Linked DNA regions of Homo sapiens: all the other regions are linked to region 2. Evidence: chromatin contacts called from ENCODE Hi-C or POLR2A ChIA-PET data. All regions are on one chromosome and are shown on one strand. The core of a region is the stretch at or near the end of the contact, and the rest is flanking DNA. Distances in the headings are between cores, read along the strand shown. Region 1 holds the start of TBCE (tubulin folding cofactor E). Region 2 holds the start of IRF2BP2 (interferon regulatory factor 2 binding protein 2). Region 3 overlaps TBCE (tubulin folding cofactor E).

The links. Hi-C counts contacts between places; a loop is a spot of excess contacts on that map. ChIA-PET counts read pairs that join two places held with the same protein, here RNA polymerase II (POLR2A). Pooled maps may share reads with other maps.
Region 1: a pooled map shows a loop between it and region 2 (6-fold over the local background). The contact joins the promoter of TBCE here to the promoter of IRF2BP2 in region 2. A Hi-C loop is called at or near these places in 6 of 50 pooled maps. POLR2A ChIA-PET finds 5 or more read pairs at or near these places in 3 of 52 experiments (OCI-LY7, activated CD4-positive, alpha-beta T cell and naive thymus-derived CD8-positive, alpha-beta T cell).
Region 3: a pooled map shows a loop between it and region 2 (3-fold over the local background). The contact joins the enhancer-like site here to the promoter of IRF2BP2 in region 2. A Hi-C loop is called at or near these places in 1 of 37 single-sample maps with no recorded cell type and 7 of 50 pooled maps. POLR2A ChIA-PET finds 5 or more read pairs at or near these places in 2 of 52 experiments (T-cell and naive thymus-derived CD8-positive, alpha-beta T cell).

What each region holds. Positions count from the first base shown.
Region 1 is chr1:235,366,143-235,369,964 of GRCh38, forward strand. It overlaps TBCE (tubulin folding cofactor E), which reads left to right and starts at 1,285. Exons shown (of 17, transcript NM_003193.5): 1 at 1,285-1,362. It overlaps LOC124904559 (a long non-coding RNA gene), which reads right to left and starts at 1,278. Exons shown (of 2, transcript XR_007066957.1): 1 at 1,068-1,278; 2 at 211-481. RefSeq lists enhancers at 992-1,705, 1,245-1,584.
Region 2 is chr1:234,608,928-234,612,449 of GRCh38, forward strand. It overlaps IRF2BP2 (interferon regulatory factor 2 binding protein 2), which reads right to left and starts at 1,251. Exons shown (of 2, transcript NM_182972.3): 1 at 1-1,251. The coding sequence starts at 567. RefSeq lists silencers at 66-345, 586-665, 1,046-1,145, 1,206-1,395, 1,876-2,475 and enhancers at 726-1,423, 1,526-1,625.
Region 3 is chr1:235,414,089-235,418,012 of GRCh38, forward strand. It overlaps TBCE (tubulin folding cofactor E), which reads left to right. Exons shown (of 17, transcript NM_003193.5): 4 at 345-530. Among named protein-coding and RNA genes, the nearest start is that of TBCE, 49 kb to the left of the region's middle. Within about 2 kb of position 1,351, at least 3 of the 41 ENCODE cell types and tissues checked have a DNase peak (open chromatin) inside an H3K27ac peak, as active enhancers do.

The sequences.
Region 1 (3,822 bases), core at 35-2,534, 760 kb after region 2:
ATTTAATATGACAATTAGAAGGTCACTTCTTGGAAGAGTCATTTGGCTTTGCTCCCTCAATTTCCTTTCCACTTCACCTCACTTCAGTCTGGTTTTGGAATGCTAACACTCACTCTACCCAAACTGCTCTTGTTGTGGAGTCTGTGGTATCCACCAATGGGTTCTTTCTGCCTGCTGCACAAACAAAATTAATTGACAGAAACCATGGCATTGCAGTAAAGAAAGTTTAATTGACGCGAGGCTGGCCATGCCACGTGGGAGACAGAGTTGTTACTCAAATCCATCTCACCAAAGGCTCAGAGGTTAGGGGGTTTTTCAGATAGTTTGACAGGTACGGGGCCAGGGAATGGGGAGTGCTGACTGGTTGGGTCAGAGGTGAAATCATAAGAAGTAGAAGCTGTCCTCTTGCACTGAGTTGGTTCGTGGATCCCCAGGTTGATGAGTCAGGGTGGGGCCATCCACTTGTCAGAAATGCAAAAACCTGAAAAGACATCTCAAAAGGCCAATCTTAGGTTCTACAACAGTGATGTTATCTGCAGGAATGATTGGGGAAGATGCGAATTTGTGACCTGTGGAATAATGGGTGGTAATCATTTAACTACAATTACAACTTAGAAGAATTCAGGACCCTCTCATTCTCCTAACTTGGTGGCCTTTCATTTAGTTTTAAAAGGGCAGTTTTGGGGAAGGGTTATTATCATTTAAACTATAAACTAAATTTCTCCCAAAGTTAGTTTGTCCTGTGCCCAGGAATGAGCAAAGACAGCCAGTCTGTGAGGCTAGAATCAAGATAGGAGTAAACCATGTCAGATTTCTCTTACTGTCAAAATTTTGCAAAGGCGGTTTCAACAGAAATTAACATGTCTAGGATAGTTGCTTTTTCTATTATTTTTTCTATCACTGCATTTACTTTCATTCTGCCTTATGCTTTAACTAGGTAATTTTTTTTTTTTTTTTAGTTTTGGCGGTATCAACACTATATTCTTCTCTTTGACCACCGCATGCTGCCTACGTGGTAGACTCTCAATACGCATGGAACTGAACCTCTTACAGGATTTGTAACTCACTTCTGTGGTATCTAGTAAACTGGAACACGCGCTTTCCCTGGGCTGCTCTGTCATCCCAGGTTTCAGCACTCGGAAATCGCTTGGGCCCCCGCCCAGAGGCGGGGCTTGGGTGGGCTGACCACTCCTCTGGCCTCCAATACTGTCGCTGACATTCTCGTCTATGCTCCAGCAGCCGTACCTCACTCCGGTGGAGGCGGGACTTCCTACAGCACTTCCGGCCAGAGCCTCAAGCTTCGCTGCTGGGCAGTTGGCTGGAGGGGCTGCTGCTGGGAACACCTGGAGTCTCCGCGGGCAGGTGAGCTTCAGAGGTTCGGGGAGCTTTCGGAACGAGCATTCCTGGCCGGTGCGTCACCCTGCAGTGCTCTTGGCCTTTTCTTCCTTTCCTGGAATCTTCCCAGATTGCCAGAGCCGGGCGTTGCCTGCTCCGTGCGCTGGGAGGCGGTCCAGCCGGCTGGGTTGGGGCCACCCTGCGCCTCCTGGAAGGCCTTATTTAGGAGTAGCCGCACGTGATCTCTAGCATTTTAAGCTTCTCTCAGAGAATTGGCATGTCACTTTGGAAGAGGTGAAAATGGTACAGGCGACCAACGACTTTTACAAGGTGTCACCTTAGAGGAACAGCCTCGTCCTTCCGAATCAGTTAACATTGGTGATGACAGAGAAATAACGTTAAATAGGTGGAGAGCACTTAAAGTAACTGTTTGTTCTTTTGAGACAGTCTTGCTCTGTCGCCCAGGCTGGACTGCAGTGGCGCGGATCTCTGATCTCGGCTTACTGCAACCTCCGCCTCCTGGGTTCAAGCGATTCTGCTGCCTCAGCCTCCCGAGTAGCTGGGATTACAGGCGCGTGCCACCACGCTCGGCTAATTTTTGTATTTTTAGTAGAGACAGGGTTTCTCCATGTTGGCCAGGCTGCTCTCGAACTCCTGATCTCAGATGATCCACCCGCCTCGGCCTCCCAAACTGCTGGGATTACAGGCGTGAGCCACCGCGCCCGGCCTAAAGTAACTATTTTTACTTGGTGTTTACTACCAAATGGGGACTGTTCTAAGTTGTGGGTGGATCCAAATGATGGTGTGACAGCCTTATCCTCAGAGAAGCAGTCCTGGCAGGAAGACGGGGTTAACAAATTGCCAAACTGTTAGAGAAAGTTAGTGGAGGTAGAGATGAAGAGAGAAGACTTTTCTTTTCTCTGGCATTAATTTAGCCACGGCCGCTGTGTTTTGATACTTGCTTCAAACGTTTTTCATATTCTTAAGTTTTAACTTTTCTGTATGCTCATATTTTATATACTGTTGTAAACAGCATATCTCTGGGTTTTTTTTTTAATCTAAGTGGACAGCCTGCTTTTTTTTTTTTTTTTTTTTTTTGATATGGAGTCTTGCTCTGTCGCCCAAGGCTGGTGTGCAGTGGCCCAATCTCAGCTCACTGCAACCACGCCTCCCAGGTTCAAGCATATCTCCCACCTCAGCCTCCCGAGTAGTTGGGATGACAGGTGTGTGCCACCATGCCCAGCTAATTTTTTTTTTTTTGTATTTGTAGTAGAGATGGGGTTTCGCCATGTTGGCCAGACTGGTTTTGAAGGCCTGACTTCAGGTGATCCACCTGCTTCAGCCTCCCAAAGTGCTGGGGCTACAGGTGTGAGCCACCGTGCCCAGCCCAGTCTGCCTTTTGACTAGCAGGTTTATTGGATTTACATTCATTGTCACTACTGAAATATTTGTCTAGATGAAAATCTTTGGTATCATCCCTGATTAATCTCTTCCATATATATCAGCAAATCCTATGGACTCTCCACCTTTAAAATCTGTCCACACTCCCAGGCTCTTGTTATCACCTTCACTTGTTCAAGTTACGTTGTCTCGTACTTGAATTACTGCAGTAGTTTCTGCTCTTTCCTCTTTTAGTCTGTTTGCATCACAGTATCTCGGTTGATCCTTTAAAAAAAAATCAGATTTATGTCTTTCCTCTCAAAAATCCTCCAAGGACTACACATTTCACCTGGAGTGAAAGCCAAAGTCGGCCGGGCGTGGTGGCTCATGCCTGTAATCCCAGCACTTTGGGAGGCCGAGGTGGGTGGATCACGAGGTCAAGAGGTCGAGACCATCCTGGCCAACATGGTGAAACCCCGTCTCTACTAAAAATACAAAAATTAGCCGGGCGTGGTGGTGCGTGCCTGTAATCTCAGCTACTCAGGAGGCTGAGGCAGAAGAATCGCTTGAACCCGGGAGACAGAGGATGCAGTGAGCCGAGATCGTGCCACTGCACTCCAGCCTGGCGATAGAGCAAGACTCTGTCTCAAAAAAAACAACAAAAACAAAAAAAACAAAAACTGGCTGGGCGCAGTGGCTCAAGCCTGTAATCCTGGCACTTTGGGAGGCCAAGACTGGTGGATCACCTGAGGTCAAGTGTTCAAGACCAGCCTGGCCAAAGTGGCGAAACCCCGTCTCTACTAAAAAAAAACACAAAAAATTACCCAGGTGTGGTGGTGTGTGTCTGCAATCCCAGCTATTAGGGAGGCTGAGGCAGGAGAATTGCTTGAACCTGGGGGCAGGCGCGGAGGTTGCAGTGAGCCGAGATTGTGCCATTGCACTCCAGTCTGGGCAACAAGGGCAAAACTCTGTCTCAAAAAAAAAAAAAAAGCCGAAGTCTTCAGAGTGGATTATTCATCGAAGGTCCTATGTGACCTAGCCCTGCTTCACTGCTGATCTCATGTCGTTCTCATCTCCTGTTTGCTCTACTGTATGGTCTCCTCAAGC
Region 2 (3,522 bases), core at 1-2,500:
CACCAGGGTGGGCGGCACCGCGTGGCCGCGCCGCGGGTTCGGGCTCTGGCGATTCAGCTCGGGCGGCTCCTCTAGCTTGGAGAAGCCGTTGGGCACCAGGATGCCGTTCACGGGCGGCGGCTGCGGCGTCGGCGGCTGGGCCAGGCTCGCTGCCGGGCGGCTGCTGCCGAAGTCAGAGCCGAGGCGCGGGGGCCTCTCGGCCGCGGCCGCCAACGGGTAGCGCTCCAAGGCCTGCGGCGCGCGCGGGGCCGCCTCGGGGCCGCCGTGGCCAAGCTGCTGCTGCTGCTGCAAAAGGATGTCCTTGGCGGAGAGCGGCGGCGGCTTGGCGGCGGCCGAGGCCGCGGCGCCGGGTGGGGAGCGACCCTCCGGGAAGCAGCCGTGCGCCCGCTTGAGCTGCCGCGCCGTCTCGATGACGAACTCGACGCGGTCGGCGCCCTCGTAGTTGACGCAGCCGCGGCAGACGGGTTCGGTGAAGTCCCAGATCATGGCCCAGGGCATGCGGGGCAGGTCACACAGGTAGCACGACTGCCGCCGGGACGCGGCCGCCACCGCCACCGCCGCGGCCATGTCCGAGGAGCCCGCGACGCCGGAGGAGGAGGCGGAGGAGGAGGAGGGGGCGCCGCCGCCGCCCCCCACCGGCACCACGCGCGCCCTCCTCCCCCCCCAACCCCGCGTCTCCCCCACCAGCGGCGGCGGCGGCCGCAAAGGCGGCGGCGGCGGCGGCAAAGCCCGCGAAGGCTCGGCGCCCGCGCAGCGCCCCCGGTGCACGAGGGGCGGCGGGCGCGAGGTGAGGGGCTGCAGCCGCGGCAGCAGTTCCCCCCGGCCGGCCCGGGCACGGGCGGGCGGCGCGGCGCGGCGGGGCGGCGGGCGCGGCGGTGGGGGCTCGGCCGGAGCCGCGGCGGGCCTCCAGACCGGGGCGAAGACGGGCCGCGCGGGCGCGGGGGAGCGCAGCAGGTCGCGGCGGCGGCCGGCACGGAGTGCGGGGCGGGGGGCGGGGAGGCCGGGGGGGCAGGGGGCGGGGGGCGGCCGCCGGGGCAGGCTCAGCCCGAGCGGCGGGGCATGCCGCGCCGGGGTGGCGGCGGCCGGGCGGCGTGGAGCTCGGGCGCGGCGCGGGCCCCGGGTCGCTCCGCCGCTCTCTCACAGCTCCTGGCGTCGCCGCTCTCCAGCGCCAGCGTCAGCGGCCAGCCCGCCTCAGCTCCGCCGCCGCCACCGTCGCTGCTGCTGCTGCCGCCGCGACCGCTCCACTTCTACAGACTTGATTCTTCGACAGTCTCGCACGGCGCCTGCGCGGGCCCCCTCCCCTCGTGCGCGTGCCCGCCCTCCCGCGCGCGCGCTCCCCCTCCCCCCGCGCGCCGAAGGAGCGCTGCCGGGAGAGCCGGCTACGCGGCGCCCGCCCGCCCGCGGGGCAGCGCAGCAGCGCAGCGCCGGTGTTCCCTTCGGAACACCGCGCAAAGTGATCGAGTGCTTTTCCTCCACTTTCCCTCACTTCGCGCCCCACCCGGCTGTCCCGACCACCCTCAGGATGTTTTCCTCTGGTGTGCCTCTGGGCCAAATCGTGCTAAAAATCATTTTTTTTCTTTTATGCAAGGACACTTTGTCACTTGGTTTCCGTCAGTCTCCTGAGAATGGGGAATTTAGGTCTAGCGTGGTTCACAGTTCTGGTTTTTTAGGAGTTATACTTGAAAGCTCAATGTCGGACACATAGCATGAAATCCGTCACTGGTGCTTTGCATTTGTCTTGGAAAGGACATACGCCCCGCCTGTCCCTTTTACTAACTAGGGAGACTGTGAATATTCCCAAGCCCAGCACCACGTGCACACGCCGCCAGCTGGCTCGCGCGTTTTCCACGGAGCCCTCTGGAGGGGAGGGAGCGCGGTTCGGACTAGCCTCTCCCGAACACCAAGTGCCGCTCTTAGCCCCGTCCAGCCCGCCCTGTTCATCGGGGGCCTCGCCGCGCCAGTCGCCCCGGCTGCCTTATGTAGGTATGCGCGGCGGGCGCGTGACGTGGGCGCGGGGCCGTGGGCGGCCGCCGCCGCGAGTGCGCACGCTCCGCGCAGACGTGCCTCGGCGCCGCTGGCACTAGGGCCTCGTGGAACGAATGCACATTCCAGGGATCCGGGGTCTACGGCCAGCGCGGCCGCGTCACAGCGCAGGCTCCACCCCCTTCGGCGAGTCTGGGCGTCGAGGCGCCGCCCCCGGGCCCGAACTTGGACTCGAGGTGGCGGGAGGCGAGGGCGCGAGTGGGGGGGGGGGGGGTCCTGCTCGCCTCCGCGAGGTTCCCGAGGGCCGTGGGGGCGACCGGCTGGCTGGCTGGCCCGCCGTCCCGCAGGGCGGGCCGCCGACGGAGGCGGACTTTTGCCCTATATGCCACCCAGGCCGGGATGAGCCCGGCCTGCAGGTCTGCCACCGTTGGCAGCCTCAGACTCAGCCCAGACTGAATTGAATGTTTGAGTTTCGCACTTTTATCGGGAGGAGGAGCTAGTGTGTGTTATGGTAAATCACTTTGGGCTGGTCGTTAGTCTCCCTAATACACGTAGGCTTAGTCGCTCTTCAATTGGGACTTTTACACTTAAGCTCTTTAAGGGCGGCCTCTGGAGCTGCTTTTGTTGGGAACACAGGCCCACAACTCTCCCTTGAGACTGGAATGAGCTGGTTAAGTGTGGGAAGAACAGGGTACTAATTATATTATCTTTCCTACAACTGGATTGGTAGGTGGAGAGAAAAAAAAAATCATGCTGACGTTTCTCTCTAGTCGTTGCTATTGAAAATACCAGGTTGCTTCAAAGGATTAACCACAAGGAAGAGGAAAAACACCCTTAGAGAAACAGTGGAGGGAGCTGCTTAAAACACATGAAAAAACCTGTTCGAAAATGGCACAGAAAACGTAATGTCAGACCTAAATGTTTTTACAGGCTAACCTTGAATGTCTTTTGGGGATTTCCATAGAAGGTGCGCCTGTTTTAAAGGTCTCTGCATCTGTTCCTGGATCTTGCCCTGCAATTGCAATCCTGCCTCACCCTCTCCAAGCTGGGAGAATGGGGCCTGTCCAGATCCTTCCCGGGAGTAGCTGGTGCCAGCGGGTTTGGTCACTCCCAGGCCCTGCTGTTGCACACCGCTTTCAAGACCTGTCCCTTTGGTCACCCTCCTCAGAGACCCTGTGACACTCATTCCAGTACATGCCTTCACCCACTGCGTCACTGCCCAAAGGGGATGAAGTCCAGTCCTTGTGCTGCAGAGAAATGAACCAACTCATCGCCCCCAAGAGACGGCCCCACTAAGCATTGACTGAAACATACTAAAAGAAAACACAACTCACCATTAGAGTTGTGGCCTAATTATACTCATTTCTCTGCAAGCTGGTACTGTAATGGCCTCAAGGGGAGAGCCTGCCACTCCATCCTAAAATAGAATTAGAGATAGAAATTCTGCCACGATACTAAGATCTTTGCAAAACGGAGCTTTTCTTCTCCAAAGGAAGAGCATTTCCTTCTTATTTTACACTGCCAGTTTCATGTCGAAAC
Region 3 (3,924 bases), core at 101-2,600, 810 kb after region 2:
CAGGTGGTCCTCCTGCCTTGGCCTCCCAAAGTGCTGGGATTACAGTCATGAGCCACCGTGCCTGGCCACCCCCATGGATTTAATACTTCTGTTTTTTCTAATGTGAATTGTCAGTTTCATATTACTTGTTAGTTTATTTAAAGGGATTTAACATGCTTGCATAAGATCATAACCCTTTATGGTCAATCATACTGATTATATATTATTTTAGTATGTGATATTCTCTTTTATGCTAATTTTGATTTTTTAGCATGTAGAAATTTTTGAAGACCTTCAGAAAATTGTATTTATGGCCTTTCTTGGTGGGTAATATTTTCTGTGTTTCATTTGCTCTTCTTTACCAGGCACCCGACAGGAGGATCCTTTATTCGTCCGAACAAGGTAAATTTTGGAACAGACTTTCTTACTGCAATTAAGAACCGCTATGTGTTAGAAGATGGACCAGAGGAAGATAGAAAAGAGCAAATTGTTACAATTGGAAATAAACCTGTGGAGACTATCGGTTTTGACTCTATTATGAAACAGCAAAGGTAAGTGGAGTTTATAACGGCAGAGCTGACTTTTATGGTTTTATTAAGGTTCAGAATTGAAATACCCATGACTGTATATGGATGCTCATGACTTTGCTCCTAAACTGGTTTATGGTTCCACAGAAACGGAATCAAAATCTGAGGAATCCAAGAATTATTTAGGGAAATTAAAATTCTTATGTTAGCACAGGATTGGTAGATTTATCCAGTTTGCAATTGAAATATTTATTGGCCCATTATTACTATTCACATCATATTATCTCGTGTTGACTAAGTAACCAAGGCTGACGTTTGGGTTCTTTTCTATTTCATGGTGATGATGGTAAGTTGGGAATGGAAACAGCAGTCTGAATTGTTCCCTATGCCGTGGAGCGTGCTGGTGCCGTCTGTTAATAGTAGGGAGTAGTTCTCACCTCGGGCTGCACATCTTCATCACCTGGGGAGCTGTGGAACATGCGGCATCCTTGGTCCCATCCCAGATCTGCTCAATCACAATTTTGGGATATGGGCTCTAATGCATTTTATTGTATTGTATTGTATTGTATTTTTATTTTTATACAGACAGGATCTTGCTATGTTGCCCAGGCTGGTCTTGAACTCTTGGGCTCAAGTGATCCTTGGCTTCCCAAAGCACTGGGGATTACAGGGATTAAGCACCCGGCCTTAAAATAATGCCCTTTAAAACTGCTGCACAAGAACATTCTCTTTTCTCTGAAACTGTATATTGTGACTTTGTACAAGGAGGCTTTCTAGTCATTCCAGTGAACTGCTTGAATCAAAGAGAGAGAAAGATAGTATTTACACAAAACCAGTCATGGCTGCACAAGAACTGGCCAGGCCTTGCAGCTTCCTACTGTGGTGAGTGACTTGGACGAGGCATCTGGGTAAGGACCCCTGGTGGCCACTGTGAGGATAAATTTGTGGCCACTTGGAGGCCTGCAATATATTTTCTTTCAGTCTCTAAAAGAATTAAGCTATAGTTCTGTCCAAAGTAAATTTCTTTACTATCTTTTGTTATTGTTGTTATTAATAAAAGTGCACATGGGGACAATGTGGAAAATAAATACATTTCTTGGTACATCTACTCTTTAGCATACATGGCCCCCATTAAAAAAAACTCAGAATAAATCAAGAGTTTTAGAAAAAGGAACAAATGGACTGTTCTTTATAAAACAAGATACCTTTATTGTTGAGAATTTAGAAATTACAGATTGAACAAAAAAGTATCATGATTAATGCCACCACTTAGATATAAGTATCGTAAACGGGCTGGGTGCGGTGGCTTATGCTTGTCATCTTAGCACTTTTGGAGGCCGAGGCAGTTGGATCACTTAAGGCCAGGAATTTGAGACTAGCCTGGCCAACATGGTGAAACCCTGTCTCTACTAAAAATACAAACAATTAGCTGGGTGTGGTGGTACGCACCTGTAGTCCCAGCTGCTTGGGAGGCTGAGGCAAGAGAATCGCTTGAACCTGGGAGGTGGACGTTGCAGTGAGCCGAGATCATGCCGCTGCACTCCAGCCTGGGTGACAGAATGAGACTCTGTCTCAAAAAAAAAAAAAAAAAAGAAAAAAAAGACGTAACTATCATGAACAGTTTTTACTGTTTACCCTACTGATTTACTTGGATTTAAAGAACTACATGCTTCATAGGGTTAGAGTTCTTTGCTTTATTTTTTCCCATTTAAAATACAAATAGCCTGGGCAACATGGCAAAACCCTGTCTCTACAAAAAAAATAAATAAATAAATGCAAAAATTAGCTGGGTGTAGTGGTGCGTGCCTATAGTCCCAACTATTTGGGAAGCTGAGGTGGGAAGATCACCTGAACCCAGAAGGTCAAGGCTGCAGTGAGACATGATTGCACCACTGCACTCCAGCCTAGGTGACATAGTGAGACCTTGTCTCAAATGACACACAAACCAAAAAAAAAAAACCCCAAATATTTACATATCTCTTACCCAAAGGAAGCATTTTTTTAATTGGTTAATCTCTTTCTGAGAATATTAACAAATTGCAAATGGATTTTCGTCCCCTAGTTTATGAACAGCTATGTAACTCATGAATTTTTCTGTAAATGACCCTACTACTTGAGTATCATTGCATTTAATCATTAGCTAGTGTCTTTCTTGATTGAAAAGGTAAAATTTTAGAGATTCTGGAGTAATCTCATATGTTGGCTGGAGATTAGTCAATTCAGAAATTATGAGACAGCTTGGTGGAATGCAGCCAGTGTTGGAGTTAGGCTGGGTTCAGCCGCCAGCTAAGGCACTTTTGGCTCTGACAGAAGTTAGAGATAGCTGCTTATTGTTTCTAAGCCTCAGTTTCCTCAGTTACAACATAAAACCTAAGATATAAGTGCTGTTGTGAATAACAAATGAGATCCTACAATTAATGATAGCTGTCAGTTAGGAGTTGAAACCTCTACTTTAAGCCATTGTCTTATCTCATCAATAAAATCCAGCTGACCAGCTTTGAGATCGTACCACTAAGAAGAGACTTACTCAATAAAGGAATCAAAAACAAATTAAAAAATCCATTATGTATGGTTTCTCTTGGAGATGGCTTTGGCTCTGGAGTGATGCTTGGACTGAGATCTGAGTCCTCATGCTTAGTGCCAAGTTGACCTGGCAAAGAAGGCTATTTTAAATTTTAGGGGGAAGGAGCGACATCTGTCGGACACAGTGCAAACTACAGTTTGAAGTAGTTGCCTGTTTCATGAGATTCCTGTAGTTCTTTTCAATGATGTCATAAGCCTACAAAGCTGGCTTTTGGGCAATTGCCGCGATAAAACACAAGTATTTATGTACATCTATCATGCATCAATAGAAATATTTGTTTTATAAAAAAGCAAGTATCTCTTAAATCAGTGTGGAACTGGAAATGGAATTGGTGGCGTCCAGTCTGATTCCAGGGTTTGGGAAGTTGGGCAGTGCCCAGCAGACACTGAGTTGACAGGACATAAGTAATGATTAAGTTGTTTGGCCCTAACTACGTACTTAATTGGAACTGTGAGGTATTTATTTTGGCCTAAGTACCATGAAAAAAATTACTGAAACCCTAAGGACCGTGTGGCCTGAGAAAGTTTGGGACCCTCTAACCTTGAATTCTGCTGCTGCCTTTTGTACCCTGGTTTTTCTTTCTTTTTTTTGTTGTTGTTTCTTGTTTTTTGTTTTGAGACAGAGTTTCACTCTTGTTACCCAGGCTGGAGCGCAATGGTGTGATCTCGGCTCACTGCAACCTCCACCCTCCCGGGTTCAAGCGATTCCCCTGTCTCAGCCTCCTGAGTAGTCGGGATTACAGGTGCCCCCCACTATGCCAGGCTAATTTTTGTTATTTTTTTTAGTAGAGACAGGGTTTCACCATGTTGGCCAGGCTGGTCTCGAACTCCTGAC